2 separate regions of the Homo sapiens genome follow, and region 2 is linked to region 1. The links are chromatin loops, found by intact Hi-C in ENCODE. Cell type or tissue: Calu3. All regions are shown on one strand.

Region 1 (8,000 bases):
GCTGTAGTAGATAATGTCCAATGGGGAAAAATGTTTGAGTAGAGACTAACTGCAAGTGATCAGTTTACTGTGCATACCTTTATGTTATTCTCCCTACTAGAGCATTGGACAGTGAACACTCAGATGAGACTCATCTCTGTTATATGTTTGAATTGACTTTTTCTTCCTATTTTTTTCCTTGGCATTCTACTGGGGATCATTGCATATGAATGTGCAGTTTATGTCTGTAGAAGGTGCCAAACTGAGGGCAACAGGGCAAACACACAAATGCCCCTTGGAGAAGAGATACCTTCTTCTTTGCACAATTCCATGCTCACCTGTGGCAAACCTTTAAAAAATATAACAAAGGCACCACATACACCAAAGCTAGCCCTGGTTCCATAATTCTCTTCCTCATTCCACTTCAACCAGCCATGTCATTTTGCAGGTTCTGGTACATTCCATGCAAACTGCCTCCACAGGGCCTTCAGACTTACTGTTATGTTCCCCCCACCCCGCCCCACTGCCTTTTTGTTTTCTAAAACATTTGAAAGTAAGTTGCAGACATCATGCTATTTTATCCTAAATGCTTCAGCACATGCCTTATAAGAACAGCATCATGCTTCCACAGGAACATTAGTTTTCATATCTGAGAAACTGAACATTAATAATATTATTCAACATACAGTTCTATTCAAAGTTCTCCAATTGTTTTATGTGTTTCCCCTATAAGTTGTGTGAATGTGGTTTTTAATATTTTTACTTTTTAGAATCTAACCAGGGATCACAATTTGCCTTTGGTTATCATGTGTTCTTAGCTTCCTTTAATCTATAATCATCTCTTTTGTTTTGTTTGTTAATTTGTTTGGCCTTTCGTATCTTGACAGTTTTGACAAATTCAGGTAAACTGTTCTGGAAAATGTTCCACAATTTGGAACACATCAGGTTAAATATTTTGTTCAGGAACATGACAGCAAGGTGATATTGTGGCTTCCCATTGTATCATATCAGGAGGTACATAATGGTAATTTGTCCCATTATTGGTGATGCTTACTTTGATCCCTGGGCTAAGATGTTCTCACTATTGCAAAATTTCCCTTTTTTTCCTTCATAATTCATAATAATCTGTTGGGTGAAATGCTGACAATGTGGAGGTCATTTTACTCTATGTTTTTAAGTAATATTTGATGATTGTTGCCTAAATCAATTCTGAGATTGTTTGCAAAATAGTTATTTTCTAATTGTATCATTTCTTCCACTTATAGTAGCTGGCATACTTTTTTTGAGGTTTTTTTTTTTTTTTTTCCTGCTACCCCCTCTATATTTAGTTGACTTAAAATGCAATATGTTATGATTTTTTTTCTTTAATGCTCAAATAGTCTCAAATTTGGTCAGCTGGATCTTTCAAACTTGTCCTTATGCCTTTTTGTTATGTCCCCATTAATCATTGAGGACCTTCTTGTTTTCTGACATTATAAGAACATTTAAAATCATCAGCGATTTTTCTTGCCCTCAGCCATTTTTCCAAGGAACTGAAGTTCCTTTATGGGGAGAATGGTATTTAGAAACTAAGATGTTGGCACCAGATGAGCACATCAATGTTAGGTTGGGCATGACCAATTTCCACTTCTACTGTATCTGGTCCATTTCCATTCCTCTTTCTCTTGTTCCCACTTATCTAATTTTGGATTTTATGCAATTAAAGCATTTACTTCCTTTGCATTTTCTGTGGTTAAGCAGTTAATTTCATGTGTTTCTACCTAAAATTCTATGTGATTCCTAAAGATTGGCAAGTGGTGAGAATCCCTCTGTCTTCATCTGACAATGAGAAAGCTCTAAAATTCCACACGTTATTCAAGTATTTTGCAGTCACCTCTGTTTGTCTTTCATCTGATTTTTACAGATGTTCTAAAGTTCCCAAAATAAATAGAGGTAATCAGTGAATCACAATATCTGGAAGATAAAGCAAATGCTTACCTGTTTGCTTTGCCATCTGCTCCATTTTAGATTGGATCAGTACATATTCAGTCTCCCCAAACAGTATGCACTTCTCAAATACCCATGGTGACTGGCTCCAATTCCATCTGGTTGTTTCTGATTATTTCATTACAGCTGTTCAGATTTATAAACCCAGCAATTAAAAGAACTTAGACATGTTAATACTTATGTAGCCCTTAACCACCATGCCTCAAAAGAAAAATTGGGAAAGGTTTTACAACACATTGTTTCATTGAAGGGACTGTTATTAGTTTAATGAAACATGCTACACATGCACATTATTTTTAAAGATTTCTTTCTTTCTTTTTAGAGTTGTCAAGCCTTCATTTACAAATAGAAGATTAGCTATAGTTTATTTTAATTGTTCCAAATTTTACAATGGTGAAAAGCAACAATACAAATCCCAGATTTTTTTTCCCCTAGCAATGTTTCTATGGGAAGATTAAGAGTGTCTGCAACTTGTTCTAGAGTAATAATTTCAATTGGCTCAAGTCCATTAACTGCAGGGAAAAACACCTGGCAAGGCGGTTGGTAGCAGCCCATTCTTGTTAACCTTTCAGCCTTCACAATAACTATCAGCAGGCACTGAATCAGGGCCTCTAATAAACTGGCATTAAAGCTGCTGACAGCTAATAACTTTTTATGGGTTTCCAGAACTAAATAAAAGAAAATTCTGATTAATTAGAATCAAACAATTTTCAAATTCCATAACCCCAGAATTAAAAAAAATTTAGACGTATAAAATAAAGTAAATATTAATACGGCCTTTCAGAAGACATTTTCAGCATAAACAAAATAGATTTTAAAGTACATTATTTTAGCTATTTTACTCCAGTTTAACTTTCTGCTACCATGCTCTTTTTTTTTAGTAAAAGAGAAAATAGCTAAGAAATTGAAAACTTAGCATACCAACTATAGAAATAAAGTTTTAACTGAATTATTTCAACATGTCAAATAATTTTGCAAGTGAATTATAGAAACTCTTTAATCTTCAATAATTGTGGAAGAGTAGAACTCAGGAGAGACATTTTAAGGAGAGTATTTAAAAGCTTCACACACATCGATTTTCTTCTTTTTGCCTTCCTATAAGAAAACCAATCTGCAGGTGGACTGTATCTGTAACCTGTTCACCACTGGTTAGGTGGAAACTAAGGTGGTCTTGAGGAGTTGCAGGAGGAAACCAGAGTCGAAAAGTTACGGAAACACTATGGTTCTTTAAGGAAATAGACATAATTTATTTTCTTTCTTGAGCCAGATAGCTGATGTTCAGTTGCTAGATGCAACTCTGGTAGAAAGAAGGCATGGGTAGAGATTGAGTAGGGAGTCAGTTTATATCACTGACGACTTTAGACAAAAACAATTGAGAACCATCATTGTACCAGAATGGAATGTGCGAGGTTTCTTAGGGGCTAGATTCAGGTAACTATGGTGATAGGAGGATAGAGAAGCTCTACCTATACCCATGGCTCAGCTCCTGTAGATGGAAGGAAATAAAGTTGTTTCTGAGAATGGAGAGACACCTGAGACAGTGAGTGAAGACGCAATACAGTGAGGTGAAAACTTCTCCTAACTTCTAAGCTTATAACACAACCTTGTAGGGTGTGGCGAAAACCATAGATGCTATGGTTTGAATGTTTGTCTCCTTCCAAACTCATGTTGAAATTTAATTGCCATTGTAACAGTATTAAATGATGGGACTCTTAAAAGGTGATTAGGCTATGAAGGCTCTACCGTAAAGAATGGATTCATGCTGTTATGGAAGTGGGCTCATTATTATGCAAGTAGATTCTTTATAAAACTATAATTTTGTCCCCCTTTTCTATCTCTCACCCTCCTTTTGTCCTTCTCTTATGTTATGACACAGCAAGAAGTCCCTCACCAGATGCTGGTACTTTGATCTTAGACTTCTCAGGCTCCAGAACTATGAGAAATAAATTTCTGTTTATTGTAAATTAACCAGTCTGTGATATTTTGTTATAACAGCACATGACCGACTAAGACAGTACCCATGGCTGTTTGCATGAAGGAGTTAAGATTCTGTAGAAACAAATTCAAGTAAATCTTCACCTTTTTAGCATGGAGGGAGCTTTGGAATAAGGGTTTTTGTTAAAGAATGCAAGTATTTGCCAGTGGGAGAAATGTAGTAGGATAATACTTTGAGATATGGACTGTAGTTCTTTATAATCTTTCTTCTAGAGAAGGTAGCTAAAATATTCCACATTTATGTTTCATGGAATAAATATGACCAGAATCAGAAACAGAGAGAGAGAGAAAAAAAAAAACCCAACTTTTGAAAGGCCATTTGAAAAGACTTTTAAAACTCCTAGTTGGGTGAAAGACTTTGGAATTTCTAAAGCTTAAAGTTAAAATAAACAATCAAGTTGGAAAAACTCATGATCAGAGAGAATTAGTATTTCCCAACCCTAGTGACTCAATAAAATTTGCTTGGACTGAGAAGAAAGAAGTAATCAGAAGATAAGTAAGAGCGTTTATGTATGGTAGAGCTGCTATGCTCTGCCCCTCCATACTTGCTTGAAAACTGGAAAGGCACAGACAAATCCCAGATTTGAAAGCAAGATCCATTCTCTTCTTCCCAGTGAATAACCAAGAAAATCCCAAGACCAGACCTCCCCCTGGTGCCCAGTATCATGTGAGAGCAAAAGGAAGGCTTCAGTGTCATGTCTGAAATGAGAGAGCGTAGAGCAGCCTCACAGAATTTCTCACAACTTACAGCAGCAATGGAAAGCAGCTGGTTGTTTTCTCTCCTTCTGAGATGTTGAAAACATCAGAGACAGAGAGAGAGAGAGAGAGAGAGAGAGAAACCGAGACAGAGAGTGCACCACACCTGGAGAGTTCCTACAGGAACTCTTGGGAAAACTTGAAGCCAACTTACATAGGTCAGTAACTGTTAGGTCCTAACATGTTTATCTCAGAGGATGCAGCAGGAGGAGCTCTTGAATAAGGAAAAATACCATCTCCTCATTCCCTTATATTGAGGCATCACCTAAGAACCCTCGATTTATGACAAAACCCCTGGAACAAAGGTGATTATCTTGACTTAAGATTTCATTTTGATCAAATGGGAACCAAAAATACAAAATTAACTTAAGATATAGGAAAACAAACAAATTAACACTTTTTGCCCACCTGAGTTTTGTGGAATGACATTCATACCCATTACAGTTTATGTCTTAGTCCATTTTCTGCTGCTATAACAGAATACCACACACTCAGTAATTTATAAATAAAAGAGACTTATTTGGCTTATGGTTTTTGGGACTGGGAAGTCCAAGATCAAGGGGCTGCATCTGGTGAGGGCCTCCTTGCTGTTTCATAACATGATGAAAGATATCACATGGTGAGAAAGGGCTAGAGAGGCAAAAGTACTTGAGACAGATAGAGGAAAAGGAGGGCAAACTTCTGAGATAATGGCATTAATCCATTTATGAGGGCAGAGGTTTCATGATCTAATCACTCCCTAAAAGTTTTACCTATTAATACCATCACAATGGCAATTAAAGTTCAGTGTTGGTTTTGGAGGAGCCATTTAAACCCTATCAATTTGTATTTAAGTTATTTGTGTGCCAGCTTTAATAAATCCTTTTAGATGGTGAATTTCTATAGGACATTGGTTGCCTCTCTTTTTCTGATTTCCAGGCATCTTAAAAATAGTAGGAACTTAATATATATTTGTTCAATTGTATTGAATAGCTTAATCCAAAACATTCCCACTAGTAAATTGTCTTGGTAACCACCTTATTCATATATTATTATTAGCCCTGGTGCTCAAGTACTTTTACTCATTCAATGAGTCATCTGATATAACCAACTACAATGAACATCAGCTAATACAAAGAAGGCATAATAGAGAAGCAAACCATAAGGCCATCATGACTTGAGCACATAGAGAACCAGTTTCAACAACTGTTGTCACTACTTCTTGAAGTACTATCTTCACTTGGTTTCTAAAACACTCTATTCATCTAGTTTTCCTTCTATTTGTCTAATCCTACTCAATCTCTTTGCTGACATCTCCTTCCTTGGTCTTATTCAATCATTAGGCTATAAAATTCTTCTGTACACTAAAGACTCACACATTTATATACACATCTATCTGCTCCACACTTCTCTCTTTAGCTCCAGCTGCCTACTTGACCACTGTATCTAGGTGTCTAACAGGCTTTTAAAACTTAACATGTTTAAACTTGAGCTCTATATTCTCCCCAAAGCCAATGCCTTTATCAGTTTTTTTCCCATATTAGTAAATGACAATTTTCTATTTCCAGTATCTTAGGCCAAAATCCCTGTTGTCATCCTGGACTACTAATTTTCTCCTGGACCTCACATCCAAGTCCTCAGGGAAACCTAGCAGCTGAACCTTTAACTATATCCAGGATCTGACCATTCTCAATACATCTACTGCTGTCACCCAGGTCTAAGCCATCATCTCTTGCCTCCTATCTGACCTCTGTTTTTACCATTGCGCTTCTATAGCCTTGCAATGGACTCAATGTTTATGTTCCCCCAACATTCGCATGTTGAAATTCTTACCCATAGGTGATGGTATTAGTAAGTGAGGCCTCTGGTAGATGATTAGGTCATAAGACTGAATCTGCTTTTTATTAATGCCTTTATAAAAGAGATCCAAGAAAGCTTGTTTGCCCCTTTCACCATGTGAGGGATCATCTATGAACCAGAAAGTGGGCCCTCACTAGAAGCTGAATCTTCTGGTGTGTACTTGATCTTGAACTTCCCAGCAACCAGAATAGTAAAAAATATTTTGTTATAGCAGCCTGAGAGATTAAGACAAGGCTGTTATTAACACAGTGGCCAGAGTGAGCCTTTTAAATTGTAATCAGATCAGGTCTCTCCTCTGGACAACTATTTCCATAGCTTTAAAACTCAGAGTAAAAGTCAAGATCCACACTATAACCTCTCTGCATGTGATCTGGCCTGCTGTTACCTCTCAATCCTCATTTCTTCCTCTGAGGACCTCAGCAACTCTGTCTACTTACTGTTTCCCCAGCCTATCCAACATACTCTCAAAACAAGGGCTCTGTACTTGCTGCTCTCAAAGAACATTCAATAGAATGTTCTTCTCTATCATATTGTCATGGTTATTAATATTTACTTCCCTCACTTTCTTCTGATTTTTATTCCAAAGTTTCATGGGTTTTTTTTTGTTTGTTTGTTTATTCGTTTTGTTTGTTTGTGACAGGGTCTCACTCTGTCACCCAGGCTGAAGTGCAGTGGCTTGATCAAGGTTCACTGCAGCCTTGATCTGCTGAGCTCAAGCAATCCTCCAACCTCAGCTTCTGAGTAGGTGGGGCTATAGGTGTGCCCGACTAATTTTTTCTTTTTTGTAGAGGCAGAGTCACTATGTTGCCGAGGCTGGTCTCAAACTCCTTGGCTCAAGTGATCCTCCCACCTCAGCCTCCCAAAGTGCTGGGATTACAGGTGTGAGCCACCACACCCAGCCCAAAGTTATATTTTTGTAAGGACTTTTCTGTCCATTCTATCTAAAATTTCAATACCTAAGTTCACATTTCACAGAGCTCTTTCCTGTTTAATAATTTCTCTTTTTTTTTTTTTTTAGCACACGTCACTTATTTACATGTTATATATTTTACTTATTTATTTTGCTTATTGTCTGTATGGTGCTTGATAGTGTCTTGTTCACTGTATTATATCTGGTCCTACAATAGTGGTTGACATATGGTAAGTCCTCGACAAATATTTGTTGAATGGTCATTGAGCAAGTAAATGAGTATTTACTAAACTATCAGCAGATTATTTTCTAGTTTTATTTAATAATTTATGGTCATATGAAATAAAACTATTCATTAACAAAAAGTTTAGAATGTATTCTATTCTTTTTCAGTACCAAATCTAGTATTTCTCATCCATCATCCTGCAGATGGAAAAAAAATCCATTATTAAATTGCTTCTGTAATACAAGTTTGCATACAATAAAAGTATAAAATATTTTTCAACCCAGAGTACAAGATAAAGTACTTTTCTCC
Region 2 (8,000 bases), 380 kb after region 1:
TCTATTTCCACTTCTGTCAGATGTTCCATTGTGTTCTCAGATTCCTCCTACACATATAATGAAACTGTACTGGTCTTGGAGTAGTGGTGGTATTTGTCCCCCACTTGCTTATATTTTAGGATTCATTATTATACTTTATGGCCAACTTTTGTTGTAGATGTTGTCTACTAATTTTTGGTATCTGGTTTCTCTCTCTGTTGTTTTGTTTTATTATTGTTTGTTTTCTGTGGATTATGAAACATTAAATAACTATGCCGTCATTGACTCATTCCATAATCCAGTTGTTAATTTTTGATGTAGGGGCAAGAATAGCATTTTCAAATTACTAGGTAAAAGAGTTGAATAAGTTGTAGACACAATTATAGACAATTGTAGCTATAAAGTTAATAATCTCACAATATAAGAAAAAATACAATCATGTTTTATCAGAATTTTGATTAATTTTGAACTTTGCAGAATTTTTTATTTTATCTTTTGCTTATAATTAATCTAATAATTCATCAGATTTCATCATATCATGTATTTGTTTAGTATTCTCCATGGCCAGTCTTAACAAAACTAAACTAATTCTACTTTGTAATGAGTTAATTTTTTCAACATTAGCCATTTCTGATTTAGAATTTAGCATAAATAATTCTCTTTCTTTTTGTTACATGAAACTACATTTTTGCTCTTTACTAAAATTTATTTAAAATTTTATTTTCAATACTTCTAAAGTAAAACATTTAAGCTAGATTATTTACTTCCTTAACATCCTTTATTTATTAAATGAAGCTAAAATTCTGCAGTTCTCAACATTTCTTCCCAAATACCACATATGAAGAATAAAATTCCCATGAAAGATACAGTCCTTCTCTAGATGGTGTTTGAGATGTGAGAGTAATGTTATTTATGGGAATAACCTTGACCAGACTGTAATTCATAAAAAGTGAATCATTCCCACACTGCAGTACTTTAAATATTGTTTATAACAAATTACCTGTAACACATCCTCATGACTGATTACAATACACCAATTTGTCACTGCTCTGTAGCCAAAAAAACAGTGGATTACAACAAGTTGACCTTTTCAATGGCTTTTCTAAAGGATTTGTGCAAATCTTACATTTTAAAGGAAGCTCCTTCTCTGTGTTGTAAAATGTCATCATAATTTGTCTTCACTGCTGTAGGTATATTTATTTACTCAGGGGAATTACCTTGCCTCAGGAAGAAGATATTTGTTCCTGGCATTCCTTAATTTCACCAGAGAATATACTTTTACAGAACCATTATTTACTTCATAAACATAAACTTATTAACACACAATTCTCCTCTGGTACCAGAGCAGTCACATATAACTGATGGAGCTACGAGGATCTGTTGTCTGAGAAATAATGATATTATAACTAGTTGATATTTTCAGATACTCGTGTTCCCTGACCTCTCTTGATCTTTTAAAAATGCATTGAGATATGTTTAGGACCTCACTCTATCCATTATTTATTCATTGAAAGGTATAGTTCTAAGGCAAAATTAATTTTAGAAGAAATTTGAAATGGAGAAAGTCTTATTTCCTGGCTGCCACAGAGCTTGCCATGGGGCAAGGAGAGAATCTATCTGAATGTAGCCTTTTAAAAAATTTACTAATTACATGGCCTCAGCTGTCAAAAATGTCATTTTCATTTGTGAGAAACTATTTTTCTTTTGTGGATGATTACCTGTTCATTCTCTATTAGGGCGCTTTTCTTCATATGTGATCAAGTGTCTTCTTTACATTTCTTTATAAAACAGTGTACCTCCCCAAGTAGGCTTTTGTAAGTACATACAACATAGCTACACGGAAATAGAAAAATGTCTGTTATGTTATATAATGAAAACATTGCTATTATAATTATTTGGATTTTATATTAGAAATAGCTGCCTGTTTTTTTAAGCTAATGAAGAAAATAAAGACATGCAAGACCAAATCCCCAGGTAATAATGAAGCTTCATTTTATCTATAGCAGTGATTTTTTTTTTTTTTTTTTTTTTTTTACCAAGCCTATAATGGAACTTCCAGTCAGCAGTCATATTAAGTTTATCATCAATTTTTATTGAATGTTTGATGATGGGGTAGAGCAGGTAAAAATAACGCAGCATGTAATGCTCTAAAAAATAAAAACAAATTATCTTGAATTATAAAATTAAGATTTATTTCCCAAATAATTTTTCACATTTAAAAAAATTGAATTTAATTGTCAATCACCTTGACCCCATGATCCATGGTTCCAGCTTGCAAACTACAGAAATAACTTTGGCTGTATTTACTAAAAAATGAATTTATCAAAAGGATATTAGGTAGCTCAAATAATTGCTAAGATTTAAGAAACTGTAACAGCCTGATTATGTCCAAAACTATACTGCAGATCTCGTTCAATAAGGGCATCCCTTGACTCTCAGGACCAGGCACCCAAACTTCCAAGTACTTCCACCACCACATTGGACCCTGGGTGCTCTGACAGCAGAGTAACCAGTGCTTCCTTTGTAAACTTCTTTCTGCTTTCACCTCCCTGAACTCTAGGAAGTATTCATCATTTTTCCTAATTCATATATAGGGTGGGCATTTGGATCTGATTGGTAAGATCTGGGTCATACATGCATATGCAATTTGTGAAAGATACTGGGAAAGTGAGTATTTGGAAATTTTCATCTCTACCGTTGATATAAGCTTTATCCCCTATGCAGAGTTATCAAGTCCCCAAAATATAGACAGGAGCTTCAGATACTGGTTTACCTACAAAGAAAAAATCTCCCCTACAAAATTTATCATGTTTTCTGCCAGATGATTATTTTAAACAGTATTTGTTTTCTTTTTCTGTCTGTTTTCCTGGTTTGGATTCCGCAAATACTAATGAAACTGAACGAGAGCTTGGTTAGCATTCAAAATCTAAAAAATGTCCAAGTAATTTTCTTTAGTATTTCAAACTATTTCTTTGTGTATATTTGTGTCTCCGTGTGTGTAGTCAAAAGAGAAAAGTGTAGTAATTTTCAGAAGTTGAATTCCTTAGACTCTCTTTTGACTTCTTTTTAGAACTATAAGAAGCTCTGCCCTAGTGACAGTTGTCTAGTCATAAAGTAATTACATTGATTCTGACAGATTAATCATCAATCAACGTACCTTTAACAATTGTGAAGAAAATGCATTAACTTTTTCAAGTTTCTATCCTGAGCTTGGCCTGAGGGCTCAAGTGATTTAGTACCTTATTTGATTTTCTTTTTCTAAAGTTAAAAAACACAAAATATCTTTGATTTTTGCCTTTTATATTCTCTATGTTGCTTCCTGGACTCTGATTTCTGACAAAATGTCAAACAACTGAGGAGGAAGGCTTATTAAATGTTGCCTTTAATGCCCTGCCACCTGGAGGTGATTCTGGTTCTGGTTCAAATCCAGACTTCTGCCAGGATTTGGAAAAGCTGCTATTTGGCCTTGGGTCATACTCAAGCTGTGTATACTCAAAAACCTCAGAAAGTTTTGAAAATGGAATATAGGGTTCAATCAGTAATAAAGGCCTTCAGTATGTTTCACTGTTGTCTGAGAAAACTGACTGTAACCATCTTAGTTCACTACCAAATATTTTAATCTAAAAGACACTTACAAACAGAAATGTGTTTATTTATCCATAAAATATATTCATAAGAATGTTCATAAGAACACCATTCCTAATGTCCAGAACTGGAGAAAACCCAGGAGTCCATCAACAGGGTAATGGATAAATAAATTATGTCATAGTTAATAAAACAAAACACTAAATAGCAATGAGAATGAATGAATGACTGCTATAACAGGAATGTAGAATAATAATAAAAAAATTTTATTAAGAGAAAGAGGTGAGGCATAAATAATATTATTTTTTGATAGGCAAAACCATCTATTACTAATAGAATTAATGATATTGGTTATTATTACATGAGGAATAGTGATTGGAAGTAAATACAAGGGAGATTTAGTTACCTGTAATGTTATATTTTTTGATGCAGGTGCTATTTTCATGGGTATGCTCACTTAGTACAAAGTGTTTGAGTTGAACTCATAATTTTGTACTCTTTTAGTTGTATGCTATACTTCAGTAAAAGTTAAATATATAATTCATTAAACTCTAAATCATTCATATTGATAAATTTGAATATTGTTTTTACTCTAAAGATGTGTTACTACTTCCTAAATCAGAGTAACTTAAAAGTTTCTGTTTTTTTTTTAAGAGACTGAATATCGATTTTGATTGCCCTGACTGAGCACCACTCCCATGCTCTATTTATGAGAAATTCACTTAGCTCTCTTACTGGATAGGTATCTAGTAATGAACTGTAAGTAAATCACCTGTGAATGGCATTATTTTAAAATGAAATAATGTACCACAAACAGTTTTATTTGGATCTCATAGAAGAATGAAAGACATGCTGTTTGAGAAATAGTTAATACTATGATAATGCAAATGTGTATGTCTCCTGCACTAGCTCTTAATTCAAATTTTCTATGTTTACTCATGTAAATGCCTAATATTGTCATCAGCCTACTTAACTAGCCCTTGCTTATATTTTATTTGAATACAAAGAAATACTGAACTCCTAATATGTGTGTTGTTACAACATTCAGCATCTCTCCAATTATATTCCTTTCATAACTCACTGCACTATATTAACTGCTAGTCTTTTAAGCTGGAACATAAACTCCATACGGGACTATGCAATGCCTATCTTGCCCATTCTTTCATCTCCAATATCATTCCTACTGAATGACACATATTAGACGCTTAAATAATATTTGTAGGTGAATGAATATATCAATCCAACTAGAATGTTTGTGCAGGAACATCTTCCTGGCTTTTCTTAAAAAATGTATATGTTCTTCTAAATTCCAAATCTTGATAACAAACAGTTGACAAATTGAGAAAATAAGAAAAATTATCAGTAATTCTCGTGTGAGAACTAAGGCATAAGTATAAATGTAGAGACTTTACTGAATTGAAGGAATTAGCTAATAGCAAGTGAATAGCAAGAGCAGAAAATACTGACATCCATTGAAAATGAAGGTCAAGATTTCCAGGAACTGGAACAGAAACATATAGGGAAGGATCTGTCATGGTCTAAGTTACTTGTAGCTGCTACTATGGTATAAGTGTAAATTTGTGAGATTCTCTGTTGATAATGGTAAGTCATTCTTGCAAAGTGTACACTCATGTCTGTCGCTATCTATAATACATATACACATATATATTGCACTTGTACTAATCATATGAGTGGTATTCTAAGAAATAATAAGTTTAGGATCCTAAATAAGTACTTAAATTGGCAATTTCGGCACATTATTTTGTATCTTGCTGTTTGTTGCTTTGCTAGGAGATCAGAACTTTATGTTATTCAAAGACGGAATGGTCACTGATATTTTCCTGTATTTGAATTTTTGCTATAGGTTATAATTGTTAGTAAATACAATTAAATCCCACTAAAATAGTAAGAAATACTACTACTATAAATAGTACTAACATACTAGGTACTATTGTTCTATTTATAAATACCGCAAAATGCAGAAAAATTCAAGATTTCAGGAGTTCCTAAGAATTCATGGGAATTCCCATTTTGTTCTTAAATCCTGAAAATTAATATCTGTTGGATGTTTGGAAACAGCAAATTCAACTAGGTACTTGATCTTAGATGCTTTATCTACTGGAAAAAAACTATATTTATAAAATATAAATTATCTACAAAACAAGATATACTAAGTATATCTGGAGGTAGAAACTTGACTAAAGTTAGTAGAGGAAGATTTGAGAAGAAAGGAAGTTTCCTGGAGAAAGAGATGGTGACGGCCATACGGAAGAAGAGGTATTTGGGATTTCAAGTCTGAGTTGCACTGAAATAAATGGGCAAGGGAAAATAAGGGGAAAACTTTTAGACAAGAAGAATGGAATAATTAATGTATATAGGAAAGCAATTTTTATAGCTATATCATAGAACATTCTTTTTCAAAGAACGAGAGTTTATATTATGTGAAAATAAACTTTGAAGACCTTAATAAAATAGGTGAAAGTGAATTGTGATAGTACTCAAATAGTTGTACATAGACAGTGTCAAATAAGTTAAAATTTACCATAATGGCTTGCATAAATTTATATACTTGCTGCCTTCGCATGCATTTTAGTCTAGCCATAAGCTATTTGAAATAGAGTTATATCCCATTACTTTGGCCATGTTAAAACTTCTCCATCCTGGGTGGTTTTTGATATAGCCCACTCAACTCACTGACCCAAAACCCAACACACCTCACAGCTACTGACCACAATATAGCCTAGTGTTTAACATGGGAGCCATGTAAAAAAGTAATTACCCCCCTGCCACACATCTTTTAAACTAGCCAGTCTACAACCCGCTTCAGAAAGCCTTAGGGATAATGCCCATGTACCCACAGGTTGTCTGTATCTCACTCTCCACCCACTGGCTGAGCTCCTTGCTGCTTCCAAACTTTCTGTCAGCCTCCAGTCTGCACCTGTAACCTCTCTGGACCTGTGAGTAATAAATATCTTTTGTTTCATCCATTTTGATTTCCTTTGCTCATTGTGTCACACATGATACACACACCTAAATTTAAATTTCCCCTAGGTCATGGTTATCCTAGAAAGTGGCTATTTTGGAAAAGAGAGACCTCAATCCAAATTAGAACGAAAGAAATGACACAGATACTGAAGTTTTGATCAAGGTGTGGGAAAGTTATGTGTGTAAGGCATCAATGAGAACTGTGTGAATGAGACCAATATTGACATTAATTTAAAAGTAGTTTATATTCCGGTTTTGAATACACTATTGAAGCATAACTAATGTCATTATCTAAAATTAAAAACTCTTTAACAAAAGATGAAATGTACAATATAATATATGCTATTATTTAAAATGCAAAGATACTCAGGTTAGACTGATTCAAAAGTAATGTGAACATATCTGACATTGAGTTCATTCATTTATTTATTCATTCATATGTCCACCAAATATTTAATCATTCCATTATTTCCCACATACTACACACAGTTGAATCACTTTTGAACTATTTAGGAGTCCCTAAATAGAATCCCCACAGTGAGAGAATGTTTAGAATTTTTCAGGGGTAATGTTGAGGCCAGTATTGCTAGGATAGTGCATGGCTGGGAGGTGATAGGAAGAGAGAAGGGTGGGGTGGTGGATACAGTGCTTGCAGGTTGAGTAGAGCTTTGGAGGCCTTTGGAAGACCTTTGGTTTTTACTCTCAGTGAGATAGGTGCCTCTGAAGACTGTTAAAGAAAAAGGTGACATAATCCTTGTTTTTAAAAGACTAAAACTAAATTGAGAATAGACTGGGGACAAGCTAAAAAGCTTTTGCAACTAATTCAAGAAAAAAATGGTAATGGCTTATTGTAGGGTGATGGTTGCAGTGGAAATTGTTGACAAATGCTCTGATCCTGGGCATTCTTCAGTAGAGCTCACCAGATTTCCAGACATATTAATTATAGGTCAGAAGAAAGGTGAGCATTTTAAGTATTTCCAAATTTTAAGGAGGATAAGGTTGTGATCATTGTCATTTTGGATATTCAGAATAAAGCAAATATTTAGGGGAAGATTTACAGTTTAATTTTAAAATGTAAGTTTGGGGTGCCTATTAAATTAAAAAAAGTTATATTTTACTTACCAAACCATGATACTCTGATTTCTTTAGCATTTGTGGTTGTTATGTTGAAAAATTTAGCAGTAAAAATTATTTAAAATTAGACGTGCTGTTTTCAAGAATCTCATGGCAGAAAAGTGGTATTTGGAAAGCTTATAAAGTCATTGTTCAATTGATTTTTAAGAATTTTCTTTTTGACAAATTGAGCATTTACAAAATATGATAGTACCCATATCTTCCTTTTTTAAAAACTAGTCCCAGATGTTTAGTGTAAAGTAATACTTGTGGGGTTCAGAAATAACTAATTATGTGGTAAAAATAAATATTAATCAAAAAATACATTTCTAATTTAG

What was found. Peaks named below come from ENCODE experiments on the same cell type or tissue, not always from the same donor. Only the 100,000 strongest peaks of a DNase experiment are listed, where the experiment ranks them.
Region 2: it touches region 1 in a loop (14-fold over the local background); 18 of 110 quality-filtered maps call a loop at or near these places.

What each region holds. Positions count from the first base shown.
Region 1 is chr3:94,331,608-94,339,607 of GRCh38, forward strand. No RefSeq gene overlaps it. Among named protein-coding and RNA genes, the nearest start is that of NSUN3, 270 kb to the left of the region's middle. RefSeq lists an enhancer at 567-3,378. In Calu3, no CTCF peak of the experiment used is centred here; a DNase peak (open chromatin) is centred at 4,904.
Region 2 is chr3:94,713,444-94,721,443 of GRCh38, forward strand. No RefSeq gene overlaps it. Among named protein-coding and RNA genes, the nearest start is that of LINC00879, 220 kb to the right of the region's middle. In Calu3, no CTCF peak of the experiment used is centred here; a DNase peak (open chromatin) is centred at 3,388.